Linked DNA regions of Homo sapiens: regions 2 and 3 are each linked to region 1. Evidence: chromatin loops called from intact Hi-C (ENCODE). Cell type or tissue: PC-3. All regions are shown on one strand. Links, peaks and the distances in the headings refer to the core of each region. The heading gives the core; the rest is flanking DNA.

What was found. Peaks named below come from ENCODE experiments on the same cell type or tissue, not always from the same donor. Only the 100,000 strongest peaks of a DNase experiment are listed, where the experiment ranks them.
Region 2: a loop joins it to region 1, with 13 times the contacts of the local background. A loop is called at or near these places in 9 of 110 quality-filtered maps.
Region 3: a loop joins it to region 1, with 6 times the contacts of the local background. A loop is called at or near these places in 76 of 110 quality-filtered maps.

The regions. Positions count from the first base shown.
Region 1 is chr2:18,746,210-18,754,546 of GRCh38, reverse strand. The region is part of intron 4 of LOC105373456 (a long non-coding RNA gene); the gene reads right to left. Among named protein-coding and RNA genes, the nearest start is that of NT5C1B-RDH14, 160 kb to the right of the region's middle. In PC-3, for the core only: a CTCF peak has its summit at 4,431; DNase peaks (open chromatin) are centred at 1,696, 2,396 and 4,436; H3K4me3 peaks cover 490 bases; H3K27ac peaks cover 2,522 bases.
Region 2 is chr2:18,987,826-18,996,162 of GRCh38, reverse strand. LINC01376 (long intergenic non-protein coding RNA 1376) reads left to right here. Exons shown (of 4, transcript NR_135287.1): 3 at 799-844; 4 at 8,295-8,337. All of the region lies in intron 5 of LOC105373456 (a long non-coding RNA gene), which reads right to left. Among named protein-coding and RNA genes, the nearest start is that of LINC01376, 35 kb to the left of the region's middle. In PC-3, for the core only: no CTCF peak of the experiment used is centred there; DNase peaks (open chromatin) are centred at 4,382, 4,442 and 4,842; H3K4me3 peaks cover 469 bases; H3K27ac peaks cover 1,727 bases.
Region 3 is chr2:18,516,447-18,524,783 of GRCh38, reverse strand. LOC105373454 (a long non-coding RNA gene) reads right to left here. Exons shown (of 8, transcript XR_001739302.1): 8 at 1-3,442. Among named protein-coding and RNA genes, the nearest start is that of RDH14, 40 kb to the left of the region's middle. In PC-3, for the core only: CTCF peaks have their summits at 3,872 and 4,074 (motif pointing left); DNase peaks (open chromatin) are centred at 4,063, 5,863 and 6,463; H3K4me3 peaks cover 472 bases; H3K27ac peaks cover 1,203 bases.

The DNA.
Region 1 (8,337 bases), core at 1,411-6,410:
GGAAGAAGAGAATTGTCTGTGCAAATGACCAGAGCCACAGACAGTATCTAGGAAACAAAAGACTATTCTGCTGAAGCAAACAAGGAAAAAGGGATGGGTCAGGGTTGGCTTGTGAGCTGTGAAGGCTGAAGATCTGAGCAGGCATCAATCACATAAGCCCTTAAAAGCTAATTTTAGTGGTAAAAAACCATTGGAGAGGTTTTAAAAGGGCAGTAACATGATCACATTAGCATTTTCAGAATTTCACTGATTCTTGGCATTAGCTGGGCACTTTGGAGGTCTATGCTATACTTAAAAAGCAATCAAACCCTGATTATAACAAATCTATTAACATTTAACTGGAGTTGGATAATGGTTGTGTAACACCTGGAGATCACAAAATATTTCCAAATATATTTGTATATTTTATCATCATAACTATCTATAAGGCTACTGTGATTTTCCAATTTTTAGCACAGGGAAAGCTAAGACTCAGAAAAATGAAGTAGACTCTTGGGACTTGCTTTTATCCATGCCAGTTACACCCTATCAATGCTTTGTTAGCAACCTACTGCTCTGGGCCAGACGGAAAGTTCATGTGCTCACTTGGACAGCTTGTAACAAACAGCATAAACAGACACTAAAAACAGAAGGGCCAGTTGCAGTAGACTGAAATTTATGACTTACAAGATGATCCTGGCTGGGTATGGTGGCTCATACCTGTAATCCCAGCATTTTGAGAGGCCGAGGCGGACGGGTTGCTTGAGGTCAGGAGTTTGAGAGCAGCCTGGCCAATGTGGTGAAACCTGGTCTCTAATAAAAATACAAAAATTGCTTGGGCATGGTAGCAGGTGCCTGTAAATCCCAGCTACTCGGGAGGCTGAGGCATGAGAATCACTTGAACCCAGGAGGTGGAAAGTTGCAGTGAGCTGAGATTGTGCCACCACACACCAGCCTGGGTGAGAGAGCGAGACTCAAAAAAAAAAAAAAAAAAAAAAAAAAAAGATGATCCAGTAAAAAATGAAAAGACATGAATCTGAAAACCAGAAGATCTTCAGGGATTTTGCAAAGGTCTTGTTGACTTAATAAGGCATTAGTAGTAGTACTAATACCCTGTAGGTACTAATGCCCGAGGCTTGTCTTTTCAAAAGTGTTTTCCATGATATTAATAGCTGTTTTACAAGGAAAAGAAAATCTCAGTCAAATACATTTGGAAAATGCCATTTTCACCTCTTCTTCTTCGAGAAACTCTTACAAACTTGACTAGGGAGATTCTTTTTGCTAGGAAGGCTGCTTACTATCTTGCAGGATACCATTATTATATAGAACGCTTGGGGGAGCATTTTCATAAGCAGTACAGAAGATTGTTGCAGTAACCACCCCACAATTGGTCAGGCTTCTCCTGACTGATGCACACTCTTGTGCATTCCTCTTCCACTTCATTTTGAGTTGGGCTAAGCGATTTGCTTTGGACAGTGGATATCAACAAAGACAGTAAGTGGGTATTTATTAAAAGCCCACCCACCAGGGCTTGACCTCTTGGATCTCTTTCCACGAATCCTCAAGCTGTGAAGAAGTCTGGGGTGAAAGACCAAGTAGAGAGAAAGAGCCCAGCCATCTCAGCCATGCAGGTGAGCCCAGCCTCCAGCCAACTGGCCTGGTGCATGTTAGTGGTTTGAGTGAGCCTAAGCAAACACAGAATTGTGACAAATAATAAATCATTGTTGTTTGACATCATTACTTTTGGAATGGTTTGCTATGTAGCTACAGGTAACTGATACAGACAGTTAAACGTCCAAGGATGGCAGTGGTCCAAGAACGAGGGCATTTGAGCTCTATTGTGAACTCTGTTCTTTGCCTCAGTTTCCTTATATGTAGAAAGAAAAAGTCACAATAGATAACATCTAACGAGCCTTTCAGCTTCAACCTTATGTTTAATGTAAAAGGTATGTATTCCATGAAAATGTTCTACTATTTTGGCATCTGTTTGACCCCAAACTGCAGAGCTTGAGCTTAACATATATCTTGCATGTGAAAAAAGAGAGCCACACTTGAGAACTGGCAAATCAGGCTCCCTGTCCCTTCGGCTGACTTAGCCCAGATGTTACAATCGACGTATCCAAGTCTGGAGCGTGATTCTTTGCAAAATCGGAGGTGAGGTGATGGGCCAAAGGTCACAGGCTCTTCGACTCCTCACTTTTCCAGGCTCAGTGACTCTGTCAGCAGCAGCACGACCCTGGTGCTCTGAGCAGGGTTTGTGTTTACAGTGCACAGGACAGAAGAGCAACAAAAACCACCCCAATTCCCAGCCAAGCTTTCTAGCTGTCCGGAAGGAATAGGAGTGTGGGATCACACTCTGTTTATTTGTGGTTCTTTTAAGCGATGTCCAGAGACCTACATTTCATGCTTGTTTGAAAGTGTGTACGTAACTGGGGAAGCTGTTAAGCAGCAGTTGGCCTTCACTCCAGTTATTTACTTATTTAGTTATATGTCAGCATGCAGTTTATTGAGTCATAATTCTTTTCAGTGCTCTATGGTGACCAGCATTTGAGGGCATCAGAAGAAAGTCTGTATCTCATATTTATAAATATTTACCAGGACATCATATTTGGATGCTTCTATTTCAATTATCACAGGATTTTCGTTTGCTTGTTCAAAAGGGCTTTCATTGGTAATATGAATTACAAAAGAGGAGGGATAAAAGAAAAAAGAAAAAATATATTTGTTTCAGAGGGAGGAAAAAAATAAATGTCATCCAAAACAAACTGAAGCAAATTCCTTAAAAGTGCTTAAAACTATTTTAAGATGTGCAGATTCTAAAAAGTGAGAAAAAACAATAATTCATAATTATTGCTTTTTACCACGAATATCTAACCTAATGTAGAAAAGTATAGTTTAATTGTGGGAGAAAAATCAAATTTTTGCTATTTTGCATTGTGTGCATTGGCAGCATAAAAAATTGTTCTTCAGGAAAAATAAAATTCTAAATCAAGGGAGAAGAAAGCAGAAAGCTAAATGAATGTAGGACCTCAAAGAAATGCTACGGTTGTTACTTTTCTAAGAACACTGTCAACTACAATCTACAAGCAACATTTTCTAACTTGTACAATGTTGTAGAAATGTGCAGGCGGGATAAGTCCCTCTAACTCCTTTTGCAATACCTACAAGAATTTCACTCAAAGATGAGGCATTTTCCTTTGGCTGCTTGAAGGTTTTTCTGTGCAATACAAGAAGGCAAAGGCAGGACGACTCAGCACACCCCATGCAGAAAGAAACGACTGGGTTAAGATTTGTGTTCTTACTCATCTCTCCTGTTCACCTTTGTTTACTGTAATTTGCAGAAAAGAGGGGGTACAAGAGAAGCTGAATGATGGGGGATACTCCTCTTTTCTGTCTACAAGAAAGCTGAGTTACACCTAGGAACCAGAGCTACCTCTTCTTGGTTTTTAGGAAAATAACCACTGAAGACAGAACTAAGGAAGAATCTGGAAAGGTGTGGTCACTTCCTTGGCTACATTCTAACACTCATTTTTATAACCATCACTAGCAATCAGTCTTAAGAGATAAAAGTTTATTTGGAAATTCAGTCAGCATGTTAACTGTGGTTGAAAGCAAATGACTCCCCCTTCTCTCATTTTGGCCAGAGATTTACACCCTTTCCAAGCCAGCCTGGTCTTATTTATGTAACTGCACGAGAGAGTGGCTTCAGGTTGCCTCTTAAAATAACAAACCTATTTGTGCCTTGTGGGGCTGGGCCCAGACAATTGAAGCAACTTAGACCAAAACAACTCAGGTAACCAGAAAGTAGGAACAGGCAGCTTCAAGAGGCTTTTACCAAGATGTCTCCCCTTTAAATAAGACAGCCTGGTCCTGAGTCTGATTACTTAGACCTCAGAGATACGTAGAATTCTAAGGGACCACCACATGGTCTGGGTTCTGAATTGTTTCAGGTGCTAAAGGCCTTGAAATATGGACACCATCTTAATACAAAGCGTCTGTTAAGTGACACAACAAACAGACAGAAATGCTTTTTCTGCTTATCCTGGTAGACATAGGCATTGTAAGTACACTTTGGTGTCAGTTTTTGCTCAAAAGTAACCCTCCCCAAATTCCAGATGTTACACTGTAATTAATGCACACACACATCCACCCATAGTCATATACATGATATGTATTAATACATTTCTGTTATATCAAGAGTTATCAACTATTCTTTGTTACCTTTCATAAACCCACATGAAATTTAGAAGGAGAATAATCAGTGCTGTGCATAATTTGCAAAGGAGCTTAGATGAGGTATCCTTGGCTTTTTTCTCAATTCCAATGTCAAATGTTAAGTAAATCGACATTTCAGAGAGGAGAATAAAATATATTTCAATTTCAGCTAGGATAATAATACCATCCCTTTCTATAAAAGAAGTCACAAAAACTTTCTTTCTCCACAGGCTGTTAAATGGCGCCCCCTTCCTGTCAGTGGTGAATCTAGTCAAGGAGAAATATATATATGCACACACACATATATATTTAAACTAGATACATAATAAACTAGAAACAAATAATAAACAAGAAATATATGTATATATATAAAGAATGCTAGAAGATGAAAGAGAGAGGTATCTCATCTTCTAGATTTCAAACTGTTAGAGTTTGAAATGAATACTGTAGAATCTCAAGTAGACCCTTTTTTAAACATACAAAATAAACTAAGATTCAAAGTGGGGAAAGGTCTTATCAATTTATTAAATTATTCAAACAATTTTTAAGCAGTAACTGTGTTAATCACTGGAGATAAAGAAGGGTCCTGATACCGAGGGAACTCAAAATCTCATAGCGGAGGCTATGGGACTAAACGTAAACCAATTATTCCAATACAGGCCAAAAAGTGCTATAGTTGAGATGTTTCTAAAGTGTTGTTATAGAAATACTAAGTTTGCCAGAGCAGTTTAACGAGAGCTATCTAACAAGTAAGTTAGACAAATCACTCACCTTTAACTAGATGGTTAAATGTTGACCGGGCATAAAAGGTGGAAAGAGAATTCTGGACAACTAAAATGGAATTTCAAATTCTTAAAGGTTTGGAAAACATGTTAGAATGAGGATCAAGTACTTCCGGGTGGCAGCTGTGTAAGATCCATATGAGTGAATAACAGAAGGAGCTGAGTCTTTCATGTAAGACTGCAGGGTTTCAACTTCAGAGTCATGGTGATCACAGTTCAGTATGCGCTGTTATAGCTCAGTGCTGTCCTTTTGTTCCATTCAATAATCAGATCAATTATATAAAAAAAGGTTATGAGAGGCCAATTCTATGTTAAGCCTTGGAGTGCAGAAAAAAGGCTTCAGAGGTATCTTTTCTCTACATAGCCACAATATGAAGGTGTTATAAATCCACAGCAAGAACAGGGCAGAAGGCAGGGTCCAACAACATGTTATATACAATGTATTATATAGGGTCTTCATAAAGAAATAGTGAAAGGACTATATAGGTCATCTGTTATGCAAATGGGAAAGGGAATATGAAAATACATATAAACCTAATTTTTTAACATAAGGAAACATGAGAAGGGTTAAAATAAACAAAATTTGTCACCTAGATAGCAGAGGAGCAGGAATGAAGGGGTGACACTCCTCTGAGTGTATAATTTTGTAGTTTGGACTTTGGGAAGCATAGTAGTATTCCACATAGTAAAAAATAAAATTAACAAAGATGGTAGGGAAAACCTCAAACTAAATGCAAAAGAAACAAATCCAATTGTATTTGAAATGAAGAAAATAATGTTCTCACTCATAAGTGGAAGTTGAACAATGAGAACACATGGACACAGGGAGGGGAACAATACACACCGGGGCCAGTCGGCGGCTGGGGTGAGAGGGGAGGGAGAGCTTAGGACAAATAGCTAATACATGCAGGGCTTAAAACCTAGATTGACGGGTTGATAGGTGCAGCAAACCATCATGGCACAAGTATACCTATGTAACAAACCTACATATTCTGCACTTGCATCCCGGAACTTAAGGTAAAATTTAAAAAAAAGAAAAAGAAAATAATCATACTGAAGAAAAAATAAAATGAATGCAAGCAACTATAGAAGACAGTATTGTTAATATATTACTTCAGTCTAGGAAATTGAACTAAAACAAATCTGCAACTCCCGAGTATGTTTTTAATATATAGTCATTTGGGTTCAGCAATTCTAAAACTAATTTTGCTATTGTAGAATAGAGTAAATGTGTTGATGTCATTGCGAGCCAAGACTCTCACTGTGGAAGAAGGATGACAGAAATATAGTAATGGAGGGAAAAAGGATATTAAGGGCATGACTGGTGCAATTGACAAAACGGAATATGCAATGCAGATGCAATAAAAAATGTATTATTGTTACATTTCCTAAATTTGGTAACTGTACAGTGGTTACATAAGTTTGTAACTTTTTATTTTAGAAAATACATATGAAGATCTTAAAAGGTAAAGGAGTACAATATATGTAAACTATTCTCAAATAGTTCAGAAAAATTACAAAATATGCACATGCATGAGTGTGCACACATGTACGCACATATATTAAAAGATTGTAATAAAGCAAATACGGTGAAATGTTAAAAACTGATGAATCTTGGTAAATTGTATACAGAAGTTTTCAGTAATATTTTTGCAAACTTTCTGCTAGGCTGAAGCTACTTCAAAATAAAATTTAAAAATAAACAAATCCATAGAAGATGTGTGACCAAGTTTCATCTAATGATGTGAGCAACATGTGCCCAGTTCTTTTAATTAGTCAGGCAGCAACAGGCTGGCAACTCCAAATTGTCCTTCAGCACTGAATGTGTGTGCACATTTAGAGCCACTTTTAACAAGCACATAACAAAAAATCCATATACCTCAATTCAAGCCCCTAAGGGTCATCCAGGTTAGAGAACTGGCCTTGATAACTATAATGCCACACTCCAAGTACGGTCTTGGTGACATCATGAGCAGGACAAACATCCTGAAGAAAAGGGTTCCAATAATGCCCCCCCCCCCCCGCAAAATGCCTTAGCTCAGGTGATCCCTAGACAACGTGTTTTTAGATGAGTTATGACATTAATGCTGAGTTCTCTTCCTTCATGGCCATCATATTCTATCTTAATGAATGCGAAATCAGACAGTAAGGAATGAGGAAAAACAAGGGCATGGTATTATAGCTTTGCAAGCTCTATTCACAGGACAAATTATTTTAAAAGTTCCACCCCTGCCCCGACCTTGTTTTTTGTTTTTTTGTGTCTGTGGTTTTGTTGTTGTTTGAGACAGGGTTTTGCTATGTTGTCCAGGCTGGTCTCAAACTCTTAGGCTTCAGCCATCTTCCCAGTCAGCCTCCCAAGTAGCTGGGACTATAAGCACATACCACCATTCTCAGCTATGCCTTGAAAGATTCTAAAGAGGTGATACTATGAGCCAGATAGAGTTCTGGAAATAGAGTCCAAGTAAATTTGAAGTATCATGACTGACAGTGTCACTAATATTGTATATATTGAATCCTAATATGCCAGATGGTTTTTCTTCATTTTACTTTATTTTTTTTCTTTGACACGAAGTCTCACTCTGTTGCCCAGGCTGAAGTGCAGTGGTGTGACCCTGGCTCACTGCAACTTCCGCCTCCCGAGTTAAAGTGATTCTCTTGCTTCAGCCTCCTGAGTAGCTGGGATTACAGGCACGTGCCACCACACCTGGCTAATTTTTGTATGTTTAGTAGAGATGGGGTTTCACCATGTTGGCGAGGCTGGTCTCAAACCCCTGACCTCAGGTGGTCCACCTACCTCGACCTCCCAAAGTGCTGGGATTACAGGTGTGAGCCACCGCGCCTGGCTGGTTTGCTTTCATATAGTACCTTTCAGTCTGCAGAATGCTCTCAGGCATACCATCTCTATAGCAATAATACTGTCAATAATAACCATAGCAGTTATTTATGAAGCATTTATCCCACAGGGATTACTCTTTTAAGTGCTTAACACATATCTCATTTAATTGTTATGATAATCCAGTAAATAATTATTGTTATTCTCATTTTATATGAAGCTCAGATACATTAAACAACTTGCCTGACATAACAGACAATAAGTGGCAGAGCTAGAAGTCAAACACAAGACTGGCATTAAAATCTAAGTTCTTGATCACAATGTTCCCCATAATGGCCTTATGAGTATCATTTCCATTATTCAAATAAAGAATTTGAGGCCCTAAAAAGTTGAAGTATTTATGTAAGGTTGGAATAGCCTAGTCCAGGTCATTTGACTCTGAATCTGACATCATTCCCATTCTGATGCTACAAGAATCACATAAAACACTGCATAGAAGGTGCTCAGTAAATTGTGAAATTTGTGAAT
Region 2 (8,337 bases), core at 1,822-6,821, 240 kb before region 1:
AATCTCCAGAACACTGAGAAATTGAAGGAAATATGTAAGGGTTGTTTGTTCCTTTATTTGCTTATTTTAATTAAAGTCAGCATTTTCACAAAAGTTGTGGTCTTTTTAATTGTGCACACTTTGTGCCTTAGTTTATCTGTGTTCAGTTCCTGGCTAAAGATCATTTGTTTTCATAAGAATGTACATGTGTCTGAAGCATCAGAGCTACAGCCGCTGCTCCCACCCCATCCCTGCAGACTTCATCCTGCTCAGTCCAAGGCAAGGGAACTATCCACTGGCTCAGACCCATTATGAGAGAAATCTAGAATTGTCTTGCCTGCTAGTCCTGGGCCAAAAGGAAACTGAGGTAGCTCTTCAGTACACAAGAGTCTAATGGATGGCAGGTCTCTCAACCCCCACAAGCATGCCCACCACAGGCAGAAGATGCCCACTGCCATCCCTCACCAAGCCGACTGAACACTCACAATCTCATAGGACTGGTCAGTGCTGAGTTAATGGAACCCTTTTGGAGCCTATCAATGGGATTCCTCAATACATCCAACAAGGGCTTCTACACTTTTTCCTCATTCAAGACATACTGAGCTTTTATCCCTCAAATGAGCCCATGCAATTGGTGCCTGTATGGTCGACACACCTGACAGCAATAACTTAAGTCTACCCTGAGAATAACCCCATATAGCAGACGGACCTGACAACAATTATTTAAGAAATGAGGGTGCTCATGTGGAGGTTGCTGAGGAGAGGGTGCTAAGTGAGGATGTTATATAAACTGCATTTTTTTTTTTTTTTTGCCAGCAGTTGTGGTTCTCCTGTCCAGCCTGCCACCACTGGACCATCCCTGTATGTAAGTTCACCCAAATAAAACCATAGGCCTCTTTTGCTGGCTGTAGGTCTCTTCTCTAGCCTCTTGAACCCAGTGCCATCCCTACTGAAGTTATTAGGGGTCTGGCATGACAGTGTCACAGCATGCTTCAATGCCTGCAAAATAGACTGAGTCTTATGGTTTTGTCTCTGTTGAGTTTATTCTGATGATGGCAAGGTTCTTATCCTTTTCACTCATCCATAGTCGATGAGAAAGGCCATCCACAGGAGCTGACACCCCAAAGGGAGATCACCTATCACCCTAAATAACTCAGGTCTGGTCTCCCCAGCACAAGTGTCAATATGGGCAAAATTCCTTCTGACTCAAATCCCAAAGTCCTCCACATTTCTTGCTTATCCAGAAGATTCCCTTAAGCAGCCCAAAATCCTCTGAAGGGCTTGACATGTGCTGAGCTCCTGAAGGCTGTGGGTAAAGCCAACCATGGAGCTTCAGGGGGTGTTTGCATGCTGAGCAGGCTTAGCAGAGACACTGTACCAAGCAGTGTTTTTAGAGTGAAGAGGAATTTGAGTTTTTCTCATCTGGGACCAGGAAAGATTCTGATATGACCCAGAGGATTACAGTAAGAGAGACTTTTCAATAATGGGGTAAAGAGGAAATCAGACTGAGTTTGCAGGAGGCATCTTGGGGTTTTAATCCCTGCTCAACAACTTACCAACTCTGGGGCTATAAGCCATTTATTTCTCTTAGCCTTGATATCTTTATCAATTAAATAGAGATAATAATATGCATCTTGAGGAGTTACCCTGAGAATTACATGTGGCCATGGTTATAAAATATCTAAACAACATTTGGTACACAGTAAGTGCTCAATATATAGAAGCTATTTACTACAATAAAGGAGAGTTAAGGCAGGTTACTGGAATTACTTCATCATTTTCTCTAGATCTGAGAGATTCCAAAGGAGCTGATATAACCAGACATATGGCCTAGTCAGTTCTAGGAAAATCTATAACAAAACTCACTTTTCTTATGAGCTTCAGCAGAACTAAGAGAAATAACTGCTCCAAAGTTTGGAGAAGAGCAAAAGGCTGAATTCAGGACCTATTTGTCTTACAGACAAGTAGAAGCTCCCTACCGCATACCCAACACCGCATATGTGCACAGAGGTGCACAAACGCAAAGGTGCAGACACACATGCATACATGCACATATTCACATATGGAGCTCCCACTCCAAGACTGAGCTACCTCCCTTGCCCACTGTTCTTAAGCTCCTATGCTGTATCAAAGGAGAAGAAACTGATGTTTCAAGCTTGTTGAATTCTAACTCATCAAAATAGTTTGGGTTACCCCCTGTGCTACTTTACAAGGCACTTAGGCATTTTTTCATGGGGTTGGGAAATCATGTTTCATCAGTAATAAACAGGATCAACCCCCAAAGACTGAAGCTCAATTTCAAGCTCAGAACCCAGGAGGTCAGAGTGGATTCTATCACAGAAAATCACAAACTCCCTTTCCTCAGCAAAGCAAAACATATTCTGGGAGAAAGAGAGGAGGCTTAAAGTCAGGCACAGCAGTTTCTAATATTTTTCCACTTGACTTTTCTTAATTAGTGTTGACTAGCTTAATGAAGCAATTAAGGGGCTTATTTGCTTTTTAAAATCACATGTGAAATTTAAGAAACCTTGAAATAGAAGAAATATTTGTCCCCAAGATCTTACCCCACAAGGGATATCAGTTTGAATATTCTCCAACCACTAGAAAGTGAGAACAACCGACCCTGTTCTCCAAATGAGGCCCAAGCAAAACAGAAATCGCAGTAGCCGACTCTGCATGTAGAAATCCTCAGTAAGTGAATGGCTGCTTTTCAGATGTTATTTCTGAGACTTCCATGAAAACAACAATGATAATTAGCTTTTGATAATAAAGACATCTACCACTTATTGATTAATTATGAACTAACAATTGTGCTGCAGACACAATTAGATTATTTTAATATTTTCGTATATTATTTCAATTTAAATCTGTAAATTTTCCCTCCTCTTTTTACTAGAGTAAGAAAATAACGATTCACAGAGGGTGAATGGCATGGCCAGGGTCACACACCTGTCAGGACCTCGATTGAAACTTTTCTCATTCAGACACATGGTTTTCCCATGACATTTCACTTTCTTCCCTTGTGATAATTCTAAACCAGGGGAATTGTGGCTTAAGCACACCAAAGATCATTAAATAACTAAATTTGTGTGTGCATGTTTACACCTATATTTATATAAATAGCATATATAATAGTAAAAATTACATTATTTTAAATAATTATATCTAATTATCTGTATGACAAATAAGCCCCTAATAGATGGTATATTAATCATATGTTTATAGTTTTTTAAGTGATTTACATGTAATGATAAGCCTACATATCACAATTTGTAATTGATATAAACATAAATTGATAATAGTACAAATACATATACAATATATTAAATGTGATATGTATGTGACATATACGTGAGGCATACAAATCCATAATATGTAATACAGGCCATAATATAACATGACATATAAAACATATAATACATAATATTGTGATATATGTAATGTGTTTGTATAAAATACACAATACATGATATATAATACATGGAAATTATGTCTTTAATAATTGTGTATAATTACAGTATTATCAGAAATTTTGATAGAGGGTTAACGATTAGATTATTTTATATTTATTTTAATAAATATATCCTTAGAGGACATATTTATTTATTTTAATAACTATATCCTTAGAGGACAATATTCTATATTACAATATAACTCAATCAATAAATTTGATTATTAACTAATAATATTATGGAGTAATTAACTGGACTATCCAGAGTTTAATGTGTGCATCTGGCCATACACAAGTTCACATTTATTGCCTACCATGTGCTAGAAACAGTGCAAAGCACTTTACATATCACCTTTTTAAACCTTCCCACAAACCAGCAAGGTAGGTACCATTCACTGAAAAGAAATTGAGGCATATATCAGTTAAATATTCTTTTTTTTTTGTTTTTCCTTTAGGGGCACAGAGCTAGCAAAAGAGCCAGGAATCAACCCTTATTTTGTCTTATTCCAAATGATATAGTGTTTGTATTCTACCAAGTCAGATAAGTAGGTGGAGAAAAGACAAAGTGACAAAACACAGGAGGGACAAAGAGATTATGCCTTCATGCTTCCCTGCTCCTTGAAAATGTAGTATATGCCAAGTTTTCATTGATTCAGTGGGTAAGGCAAGGGACACTGGCCTGGTGCCAGTTCAACCACTCTTTCAGTCTCTTGTTTATTCAACAAGCTGTTCCACTGGGTCCTGGGGAAGAGGGAATTATTTGGGGTGGCAGCCCATGGCATATGTCCTGATGCAGCCCATGGCATATGTCCAAGCCCCTCCCAGTGTGACACTCTTGTGACCAGGGTCCATATGCTCATGGCACTCCCTTGGACTTGGCTATTTTTTTGTTGCCTCTGGGACTGCAGGCTAAATACTTGGCACTGAAAACATTGCCAGCAGCAGGACAGTTTGGGAGTACATCCCACATGGGCACTGAGTCAACAGTGCCAACAGGAGGAAAACATATGAGCCCGGGGAGATTTCTTAACTATCTGCCCAGTGGGGGAAATTGTTTATTTTCTACATATCTCCCAAAGAACCCATTTATGAGCTCCATTTGTGACTTCAAACAGGTAAGTTGGCAGAGACATGGCAGTGAAGATAAGATGATGACTAATTAATAGTCTTGCAACAGGTTTCAACACCCAGATCTACAACTACCATTATTTTTTTTCTTAACCACTAACATTTATTTTCAAATACAAACATGCTTCTAAGTATTTTTCTTAATACAGATAATAGTTTTATCTTGTTCCTGGCACGATTTCCTCTTCCCGATAGGGTTATAAATAGGGTATTCCATTTGGCAAGGGTCTTGTCCGTGGCATTGGAGAGACGATTCTATAGTTACTGTAACAAAACAGCACATAGTTGGCATATTTCTCCCCAAACTTTCCTAACATTTACACTGCCATCTGCATACTTTTCACTTGACTTCACTCTGAAAATTGACTGTTCCTCTGATACATACCAGAGACTTGGCTACTTGGACATTTGGAAAAAAAATAAAAGGAGCAAAACATGAAAAAGGAAGCATTCTTCCCATTTCTGATCCCAGGCATTCAATACTTGTAATAGTACAGTAGTTTGTAAGAGTGGTTTAAGGTAGCTTCCTTTAAGGTCAATTTTAATTTTAAGATTTTAGGATTCTGTGAATGAAGGGATAATTCATGAATATACTAATATCGATAACTGCTTTATTTTCCTGAGTTTATATGGCTAATTGCCTATATTCAAATATATATGTAGAAAAATGTGGGAGCAGTATGTGTGTGTAAGAAAACTCAAAAATGGGTCTTAAAAACACAATAAAGTTAAAATGGAAGATCCAGACCTAAAACCCTTTCCAAAGTTCTGCTCCCAACATTTCAAGTAAGTGTTAGATAATGCAAATTAGTTTTTAAGAGGATTAAGATGTTAGAACATAATATCTCTGGAAGTTCAAGGATTTCCATTGTTGTGAGACAAAAAATGCATAAGAATACAAATCTCCATAGTTTCGTCTTCCAGATAACCTGATAACCCCCACCAGTTGGGCTTCACTTTCTTTTCAGGTTTAAAAAAAGGAGGGGGAAGGTTTTGGTAATAGCTGCAGGAGTTATTGATGAATTGAGGATTCTCCAAAATGAGACTTTTAGAGAGATAGAATACACATAGCCCTTGCCTGAAGAACTGGATAAATCCACCCTGTCTTCATCAAACATGGTTAGCCCAGGCATCATTTGAATGAATGCGAAGGGAAAACTAACTTCTCGATGTTTTTTCTTGAAACTCTGCCTGTGCATTTGCTCATGTCATATGAGCACATAGAAGAGAAGCCAGGTCACTGAGTGAATATTGGCCCATAACACATTTTATGGAAGGCTATTTGGTGCCTAGTCACCCCCAGAATGTCTTCATATGAGGATTTACTGAGCCAAAAACAATTTAAGATTTATTTGAGAAGTCACCCAAGTGATGAGTCCATTTGTGGATACAAAGATATTAGTGATTAGAATGGTTGCATTGGAGATGAGAAGTTTCATTGCTGTTGCTGCTGTTGTTTTATTCTTTTTCTATGCTCTTATGCAAAATACTGTAGGAAAATAATTTTTTAACCAAGTTTAATGTGAGATTTTACTTGTGATTTTGATATTTTGATCCCAAGCCTTTGGGTAATCAAATACTTACAGTTGGAGAAGTCAAATTTTCTGTTTTTATTTTAACAATCGTTTTAGCTTATTGAATGAAGGAGTGGACACTGGCTAACTTTACAGAATATTTTATCCATAATTAAGAAATGAAGCTGAAATAAGAACATTGTTTCTCATGGGTTTAAAATAATACAGATAATGTATTTTAATTCCAAGTGCTTTGGAGATAAAAATTTGAGGGAGAATAAACCAGTACACACCTGCACACACACGCACACACACACACTCACACACACATTTACACACATATAGAAAAAAATACATTTTTAAGGCTTACCTACTTACATATATTGTGTTTAAATGAACATCCACTACATCCAACTCTTGTCGCTCTCATCCATCTTAGATATTTAATTTAACTATAACATTAACAGAGAGCTATGGTTGAGTTTGTAAGAAAATATCACATGCACAACATATATTTCTGTAAGGCATGATGCTGGGTTCTGGATGTTGACTGAGAGAAGAAAGAATGGACATCATTTTGACATTGGAAAAATTCATAAATTTGGTGGAGAACAAACATCTGTCATACAAGCTAAATGAGCATAAGTTGCATTTTAAACTCAGCAGTTCACAAATTTATCAGTCACAACCTTGGCATCTTCTTTGATTCCAACTTCCAATTAATCTATCTTATACTTTTCTCACCTTGGCCTCTCCAAATTATCTCAGTTCCTCTCCCCAGTCAGTCAGTGTCTACTTCCTGTGGGTAGATCTACAATTCTGTAATAACCTGTCACTCTATAATTCAAGTCTCTCTTGATTGGCACTGCCCAAAATGGTAGCCCCTAGCCACATCTGGCTTTTACATTAATATTAAAATTAAGTTAAACTTTCAGTTTTTTATTCAAACCAGTCACCTTTCAAGTGCCCAATAGCCACATATGACCCATGGCTGCTGTTGGTGGATGATGCTGGTATTTCTACTGGCTCAGAAAGCTCTGAGCTAGATCTGCGCTAAAGCAGTTTAAAGCTCGCTTGCCAGGCTCTGCTCCCTGTGGTTTCCTCAGGCAAGCGAGCCTCCAATAAGTTAAATTTTCATTGTTTTCTGCATATATTCTGAGCTTCATTGACTTGGGGGCTTTGCTATTTCCAAAGCTTCAAGAGTTCTTTTGAAATCCTGTTGTCATTCAAGGCCTAGAATAAAGAATTCTTTCCCCTTCTTTTAAGAAGCCTTTTCTAATCTTCCCAGTGAGAGCTTTGACTCCTCTGGAATCTGAGAGCACACTTTGTGTCTCAGCTGTGCTTCACTCAGAGCTCTGCTTCAGTGACAAGAGCTGGATGCAATGAATGTCCAGTCTTTCAAACACAGCATATGTGAGCAGATAAGCCTTAAAAAATTGTGAACTGCTGAGTTCAAAATGTAAGTCTTCAGAGGAATTTTTTTTTTTTTTGCTCCAGTAGCTGGTGATGCTATTTTTTTGAGGTCAGGGGAAGCATGAAATTTTCATATTTCATGACCTCTGGTTTTTCTTCTTCGTGTGTTTTATTTTACTTATTTATTTTTTAAAGTTTTGAGGACATTAAAGAGAAAATAAAAGAATAAAAAGGGGAGAAGGACACAATTGGTGACAAAATCTGAAGGTGAAAAGGGAGAAATAGAGTTACATCAACCATATATGAGGGAAGGATGGGGTTGCTGCACATTGTAGAATAAAGTCCTATAATTAAATTCTTTTTCTGCCAATTTGCTTTCTGGATCTATGTGAGTGAATTACTGTCACTAAACCTGTCATTTGTTTTTGTTTTATTTTATCTATAGAATAAAAATAGTAATGCTCACCACATAGGTTGTTGTAAATATCCCTTAAGGTAATATATGTAAAAGTCCCTCTTAAAAAAAAAAACAAAATGTCTCATACAAATGTGAGTGGTTGTTTACAGCAAGCTTCCAGAAAAGGAGGGTTTGGAATGGGGAGAAACACATGTTCTCCTGTCCCTTCACAAACCCACTTTCTTCTGACAAAGCTCTGCCGACTGATAAAGTTCCAGTAGGCTCTTTGTGAGCTATCCAGGGGGTTCTCTTTTTATCTCACAGAAATATTTATGTATCTACAAATTTCTATAATTTTTTTATTCCACCCTCCTTGGGATGTAGTTATGACTGTTGAATATTTACTTTTCAGACATTCCTTCTCCCTTTGAAGAAATCCACAAAAGAAAAAGCAA
Region 3 (8,337 bases), core at 1,822-6,821, 230 kb after region 1:
CCAGGCTGGTAAATTCATTGTGTCCTGGATTTCTCTTGCTCTATCTGGCCTGTGCTCCTTTGTTTCTATGAGATCCTCTGCCTAGAATGTTCTTCCCAGTCCTCTATCCCTACCCAAGAATTCTCCTGCCAGGGTTCAATTCAATCCTGCCTTTTCCAGGAAGGCTGCCATGAATCTCCACGGCCATGGGGATTCGCCCTTCATGGAATCCTTAGTTTACTCATAGCCAGGAGGAATTATTTTGGCATTTATCATTTATTGCCTTATGTTGCTACAGATCTGTTTCATGGGTTACTCTTATCTCTGCAGAGGGACTGCAAGAGTCACAGAGAGTGTGAGAGAAGGCAGAAAGAATGAATAGAGGATTCAGAGTCAAGAGTCTTGGGTCTGACCCCTGACCCAGCCAACTATTGGTGACATGACCCCGAGCTGATCATGGTTTCCTTACTGTTATTTTTGCTATCATTTGTTCACTTTGTCTTAGAGTTTTAGTGGTCTTCATTCCAAAAAGAAAATAATGTAGGAAACCAACAATTTCAAGATTCTGTATCAAAAAGCACCTAGCAGCATTCCTGTAATCTCAGAAGCTCTCAGTATCTTGCAGGTCTCAATCTGAGACCTAAATCCAAGCCTTCTGTCCAATTCTGTTCTAATTATACCATACTAATGTGAAGACTTGGATTTTCTGAAAAAAACGCAACTTAAAAAATGTGATTTTTCGTCACATCCTAAATGCAAGGAAATCCCAGGTCTTCACCTGTAAATATGTGTCGAACTAAAGAATGAGCAAATGAAGCACAACTGGAGTTCTACAGGAAACACGCGAAGAGGAAAAAGAGAAGGAATGATCACACCTGACAAGGAAGGTCTGAAACGTCTTTGAAGATGTGACATTTAGCTGTTGAGGTTTTAGGACATAAATAATTTCTCTCTTCCTCTGAGGATTCAGAGTCAATTCAGTATGGGCACTAGGGCCAGAAGGAAGAAACTCAAACTATCAGTTGGTAACTCTGGATTGGAGAACAGGCCTCTTTCCCCTGCCTTTGCAGTATAAACCCTTATGAGGGCAGGGCCAGTCCCAGGCAGACGTTCTCACCCTTCCCACTACAGAGGGCATTACTCCTTCATGCCAGTCCTGCCCCCGTGGAGGGACTTGCCCTGAGCACGGGGCTTCATGACTGCCTCTAGACGGCAACCACAGGGAGAAAGTAAGTGGGAGCCAGGCAAGAAGCCCTTGATCTGCAGGCAGGAGGAGCCCTGAAGACGGAGGGATGGTGGAGCTGAGCTGGGTATGCTCAGGTTCTGATCCCAGTTACTCCTCTTCTCCTAGGAAGAGCGAGTCAAAGATGGAGTCAGGGGCTGGGAATGTTCCTCCATCTTTTCTCCTCCTAAAGAGAGTGGTGAAACTCTCGACTTTGCCTCTCCTCTCTGTGGAAATAGGAGGTACGGGTAAGCATTTCTCCCTAAAAATGGTCATGATGATAGCAGGCAGACATTTAAGGACAAAAAAGAATCAGAGGAAACTGTATGTATAAATTGTACATATGCATGCTTGATGTGTGAAAATGTGGAATATGTACATGGAAGGGGGTGCACCCTGGTGCATGAGGCCTGTGGTGCACAGAAGAAACTAGAAGAGAAGAAGGAAAAAATGATATTGCCAGATTTTGAGAGCCTCAAATTCCAGGCTTAGGAGTTTGACTTTGATCATCAGGCAGTGAAAATCTATGCCTTTTATTGGAAACATAACTCTAAAGCCTCTGCCTGCACCAGCATAGCAAGCAGAAAAACTGGCCTTAGCCACCCCCTCCACTTGACCTACTTGTGAGCAATCCTAGGTGGAGTCTCCTGGACTCCAGAATAAGATCATGCTGCACATTCACCTAAAATATATTGCAGGAATTCTGCAGCCAAATATCCTTGACATGAATACAGAAACAACAGAAATACAACAAGCAGATGACTGAGAATTGGACCCACTGGTGGGGATTTGGAGGTGGCAGAGTGCAGCCTGTGGAGTGTTTGGCCCTGAGGGTCACATCATTCTGAGGACAGGGCAGAGCTGCAGGTGAGCACTTAGTGAGGGTCAGAGGTAGCATGCAAACATGAGCTTTGGACTCATTAACTCAAGTAAGAAACAGCACTGGGGGAAATAAAGGCTGACCCATCAACAGAGGAATTATATTCAACTCTGGCGAGAACCACGCCAACAGTCCAAGCAATTTAAGAGATGTACTTAACTAGTGTGAGGAGGAGTCCTCTAATTTCTGTCTCCAAATTGGATAGCATGGACTCTTTACATTTATTCAGCACACTGCAGTGTGTGAAGCCCTTTCACATAACATTACTCATGAGTTGTCACAAACAGCTCTGTGAAGCAAGGAGAGCTAGGGGAGTACAATCCCCATTTTAGGAAACTGAAGCCATGAGTTCCATGAGGAGGTCTCAACTCAGGCCAGCTCTCCCTCTGGCTCCACTGTAACCTTGTGGTTTTATTGATGGGGGCTTTCCTTGAGGAAGAGGATGCAGGAGTTGATCTGGCTCATCAGTCTGTCCCCCTGTGGAGGTAGAGGCCTGCGCTAGAGAATATTGTTATGGTCCTTCATCCTGTAAGGTACCATCCACACGTACTATTTCCAAAGTGACTGAATTTGCTTAATCCAAAGTGGTTAAGTAGAATGACAAACAGAGATGGGGTGTTAAAATTAGGGTTAACTGACAAGATTAAGAACGTCCTATACTGCTAGATTTATTTTCCTCCTTTCCTGGTCTTTTAAATGGGCCTAAAATATATAAAAGTGGATACAGAGATACAAATTGGTAGCTCTAGGGCCAGAAGATGTTTAAACTAGTGTTTTAAAAAGCAATAGTTTGAACATCAAATTCAAGTCATGTACCTTCCAGTTTGACAAGGTTTGTACCATTCCCTATTGTCTTATATCAGACCCACTTTTATTCCTTCAGTCAGTCAACAACAACTATTTACTCTACGCCTGTTCTGAGCCGGGCGTTCCCCCATAACTACATTTTCATTACCTGCCTGGGCCCACAGACACTTGAATAACTGGTCTCCACCCTAGACCACAATCGAGGGGAGCTCATGTTTGACGAATGCTCCTTTATTCCTCTGAGCGTAACCTCCGTACCTGAAGTTTACATCACCTCGAAGCTAGGGTGTTGTAACTAATGTTCACCCTGGGTCTTCAGAGATTGGTTTTTCCAAAGACTCTGCTGCTTTTCCTTTTAAAATCCCAGAGCCAGAGGCAAATGGTAGGCATTCCTCTCCCCAGAGCCCAAATAGGTGGCTGAAACCTGGAAACTTTCAGGGACTTGCCAAAGGCCCCAAAGGTAGCAGGGAGGCCTCCCGGAACGACTGGTCCTCTTGATTCCAAGCCCAGAGGTAGATCTCCTGTCCTTGAGGGGCTTTGGTTTCAGACCCTGCCTGAGAGAACAAAAGAGACTTCAGTTGTCACATCGACACAGCCCCGAGCTGCTCTATTTTCTAACTTGGCTGGCTTTCCCCGTGTGCTGTTTCACATCAGATACCTCCTCCCCCCACTTTCCTTCAGATGATTGGTTGAAATTAAATATCCTGAAATTACATTGAAGGGGGGGGGCGCTAATACAAAATTTTAATCAAAATACAAGCTTAACAGTTCCCAGCCTTTGAAATGTGAAGCAGACACTGGGTCCGCAGGGATGCCCCGACATGTTCTCAGGTGTGAAGTTAGCCAAGGAAGGGGCCCATTCTCTGAACATGAGAATTGCAAGTAAACCAGCACATTGCAAACTCAGGATTTCCAAATGAGGCAGGGCCTTCTCTCCCTTTCCACAGCGTGCATGGGCAGGCTGGCCCAGAGGGAAGTTCTCACTGAAGACACTGGAGGAGAAAGGGTCCCTCGTGAAAGGGTCTGGGGGTTCTCCCTGCCCCACCTGGCTTTGATCCATAGGTATGCCATCCAGGGCCTGAAAGCTCAGGAAGGAAAGGACTGGATAAAGGAGCTTGCAGGGGAGGCAAAACCCCTGATATAGCAAGAGCCACTCTGATGGAATGAGGCAGACATCGGGCGCCCTCTGGTGGCACATGCCCCACCAGACAACACGGAGGCTTTCTCCCTGGATTAACTCTATAAATAGAAGGATGATTTATTAAACAGATTTGAGGCTCATTTGAAGCACTGGGCCATGATTGCTTCGGGGCTCAAATAAGGAGGTGCTTAGGACCCTGCCTCTTATGCAAACACCTGGACTCACTTAGCAAGTCACTAGCATGATCTACATTACAAGTGCATCGGACACTGTTGGCTCAGCCGTTCCCAGCCAGGAGATGCCAAATTCCTCATATATAAAAGGAGCTTTAGTAACTCAAGCAAAATAAGCACACTTTTCCCCCCACTGCCTTCCCAGAGACCTAGGCGGCAGAGTTTCTGTGAGGATACACAATACCTTGTTACAAACCATGTAATGTTTTAAAAAGTATCTATCTGACAGCCTTGGCTAAAGCCAGATCTTCTATCTCGATTACTTCAATATGTCACATCCATATCGCACCACAGCGTCCAAGCTTTCGGAGCCAAAGCCTCTCTGTCTTGTCCAACCTTCCCATCTGGAAGCAATGAGCTTAATATTCTGGCTCTCCCCCCGTAAAAGCTATGTCACAAAAAAAGTAGCAGCCTGTGAACTGCTTTAGCCCCCCAAGACACACCAGAGCTCCTCATTCTCTGCAGGCTCTGTTCAGTCACATTTTAAGGCCCTCCCCTGCTCCTCCCCTCCCTTGCTGCCCCTGTCTTCCAAACAGCCTGAGATGCTCAGCGCAGTACCAGGAGGACAGGAGTGAACTGACAATCATTTATACTTTAATCCTCCTTTACGACATTTTGAGGGATGCAGCTTAAAATATCATGGAGGCTGACAGACTCCCTCTGGAAAAATGTGTCTGCTAGAGAAGAAGCATTGCCTTACAAGGACCCTACTGTTTCTGGTGACCCATCAGAGACCCAGCTTTGAAGCCTGTCTTGTACCACGTCTCCCACTCACCTTACCTTCTCCAACACTGCCGGAAAGTTTCAGTTCATGGTGACAATGACCTTCCCTATTGCATGTGCCTTAGTCATTCATTGATTCACTTACTCATCCAATTTGGATTGACTACATGGCATGTCCCTTTCCATGTTCTCTGTTTCACTGCAATGTCAAATGAGTCCCTGGCTCCCAGGAGCCTGAGTCTGTGAGGGAGACCAACCCCACTCCAGAACCATCAGATGAGTGTTCCTCAAAGCATGTTTCATGGGTCACTGCTGCGTGGGAACCTTTTGGGTGCCTGTGAAGCGTGCCTACGTCGTGGCCCTTGCCCAGGCCTCCCAAAAGAGGATCACTGGACGCCAGGCTTAAGAATGTGCATGTTTAATAAAATTCTCCAATAAGTAATTTCTACACACATTAAAATCAAGAAACCCACCGAGTTAGGTCAGATGAAGCAGCAAATGATGTTGCGCAAAATGCGAAAAGAGACCGTGGGTACGGAAGACAGAACTTGGGCTTTGCCTGGAAATGATATAATGCCGCTGCTCGGTCCCAAGTCCCTAGGTTTTGGAAGATTGGTGTGAGTGGAAGTCACCCTCCAGCGGAGCACCTAGGACTTTGGCTCCTTGACTGTTCTCCTTCGCCTGGAAGCTTCTGGGGGCAGAGGCCAGCTTTCCTGTGTTGAGTTCTTGGGAAGGGCCTCTGTGTCCTGGAAGGGACTTGAAAGAGCAGCTCATCTAAGCTCTTCAGTTTGTAGGAAACACATCTAGCTGACCAAGGGAAAGTAGGCTGTTCGAGGTCACACAGTCACTCAAAACAAATTTATTTAGGCTAATTCTTTGGTTTGGAGACATCAATACTTGGGAAGAAGCCAAGCTCATGTTTCTTAAGGCCTGTATTCTCCAATGTCCTAACGCATTACCCATTCACTGAAAAAGAATACACTAAAGAGTTTTAAAAAGTGCTCATCCGAGAGGCATTTCACAGGCGGGGTTCAAGTGGCCCGGCTTCCACAGGCGATATGCACAAAACCTGCTTCCTGAAATGCCATTTGGTTGCACTGGAGTTAACCTCTTTTTGGTAAATTAGTTCATGACCTGGGAACAGTTAAATGAAACTGTAGGCACATCAAGAGGAGGTTATTTGTGTTCTGTCTTTTTTTAGCCCAAGTCTCTGATGTGTTTATTTGGAAGCTTGGCTCACGCTTACTATCCCACTACTTACGGTTAATCCTGTGTTTTCTTTGAGCTACCTTTAAAACCACGTCAAATGAAAAATACTGCCTGATTTTGAAGTGCGTGGTATTATAAAAAGAATCCCAAGGTTTATGATCTCAAATTTATTGTCAAATGTATTTACTTATCATTTTCCTTTTCTTTTCTTTTTTTTTTTCCTGACAGAATTCAGCCTAGAAGTTTTTCGTATGAGTCATGATGGAGCAGGGATGGGAGATGTTATATAGTGCTTCCTGGGGAACTCTGTGCTACCAAAGAGCTGCCCATAGAGAGTGTTCCTCAGTTACAGCCTCTTGAAAAGCAAGTTAGTTTCAAAGGGCAGGGACCACATCTGATTCACCCCTTTGCCATTAGTATCTAACACTGTGTTAGGCACTCAGGGGCATTCAGTATGTGTTGGCTGGATTAGTGGCCACTGAAATGAACATGAAGCCGGCGCTTCCTTTTTTGTTTTTATTGAAATGAGCTTTTAAAGAGCTGAAATAGGTTTGTTATTTTTTATATGTCCATGATACAAAAAGACTAACTTTTAGAAAATAAAATGTTCTTTTAAAAACAGTTTTATATTCAGTTAAATATTCTGAAAATGACTAAAATTGTATAAATATACACAGGTATCTGATGTTTGCTTTGTACTAGTTATAAAGCAAGATTCAAAAAAAGAAGGTGGCTTTTTATAACAATTTTTTAAAACTTAAATCTTTTCAGACATGGAATCAACCCAGGTGCCCATCAATGGTGGATTCAATTAAGTCAATGTGGTCCATATACACCATGGAGTACTACACAGCCATAAAAAAGAATGAAATCATTTCCTTTGCAGCAACATGGACACAGCTGGAAGCCATTATTCTAAGCAAACTAACGCAGAAACAGAAAAACCAAATACCACATATGCTCACTTATAAATGTAAGCTAAACATTGGGCACACATGGACATAAAGATAAGAACAATAGACACTGGAGAATACAAAAGTGGGGAGCAGGGTGGGGAGGGTGGAAACAAACTGTTGGGTACTGTGCTCAGTACTGAGTGACAGGATCAATTATACTCCAAACCTCAGCATTACACAACAAATCTTTGTAATAAACCTGCACATGTACCCCTGATTCTAAAATCAAAGTTGAAAAAGAAAAAGAAAACACCCCAAATCCTTTTCATCAGAACTGTTCTTTTTTACCTGTTTTAGGAATCAGGATTGGTTAATTTTGGACTTTGGAGTATTCTCAGTAGGACCTGGAGGAGCTACCATGTCCTCCACCAAGGCACTAGGAAAGTCAGCTTCTTGATGTTTAAGGATGAATCAGGTGGCAGAAATCATAGTGGCACCCCCAGCTGTCCCTCCTTCCTCAGCTCTGTGGCTTCTGTCATCTACAAAGGACTGTGGGTAGGATGTGAGGCAAGGATGAAAGATGGAAGAAGAGACAGAGGGGAAGAGAGAAGGGAATCCACCCACTTTCACTCTCTTTTCCCAGCCACCCTGGATACCAACACACATACGCTCAACATGGCATGTGAAGAGACACAAAACACTTTTGCTTTTGCAAGTTATACGATGGCTTTCACTATGTTCTCAACTAGAGTCATTCAAGGCTCATATTTTGAAGCTGCCAACACACCCTGTGATGGAGGAGAAAGAACATTGATAAATCTTAGTGGTTCCTTCAATGTCTGGCTGTCTTGTCCCATACCCCAAGACCTTGGGCTTAATTGCTCTATTTCGTTCTATACTTGTTTCCTGGGGTCTATCTCACCTCCCAATCAGACTACACACAAGCTCCAGAACCAAAATATGTGTTTCTCCCTTTCTCTGCCTAGCTCAGTGATGGGCACATTATAGATGCTTGCTAAATATTCAATAAATCCAAGAGATGCTCCATAGCCCAGACACACCCATCACCTTCTGTAAGAATTCTCTCCAGATTTCTCCAGGCAGGAGACAACCCGGATACCTCTGGGAGATTTAAACAGACTTTAGGAACCTGCAGAGCCATGTTTCCAGTTGACCTCTGAGCTAACTATAAATTTTGAGATAATGGTTAAAACCCACAAAGCTTCCTAGAAATGCCGCTAGACTAC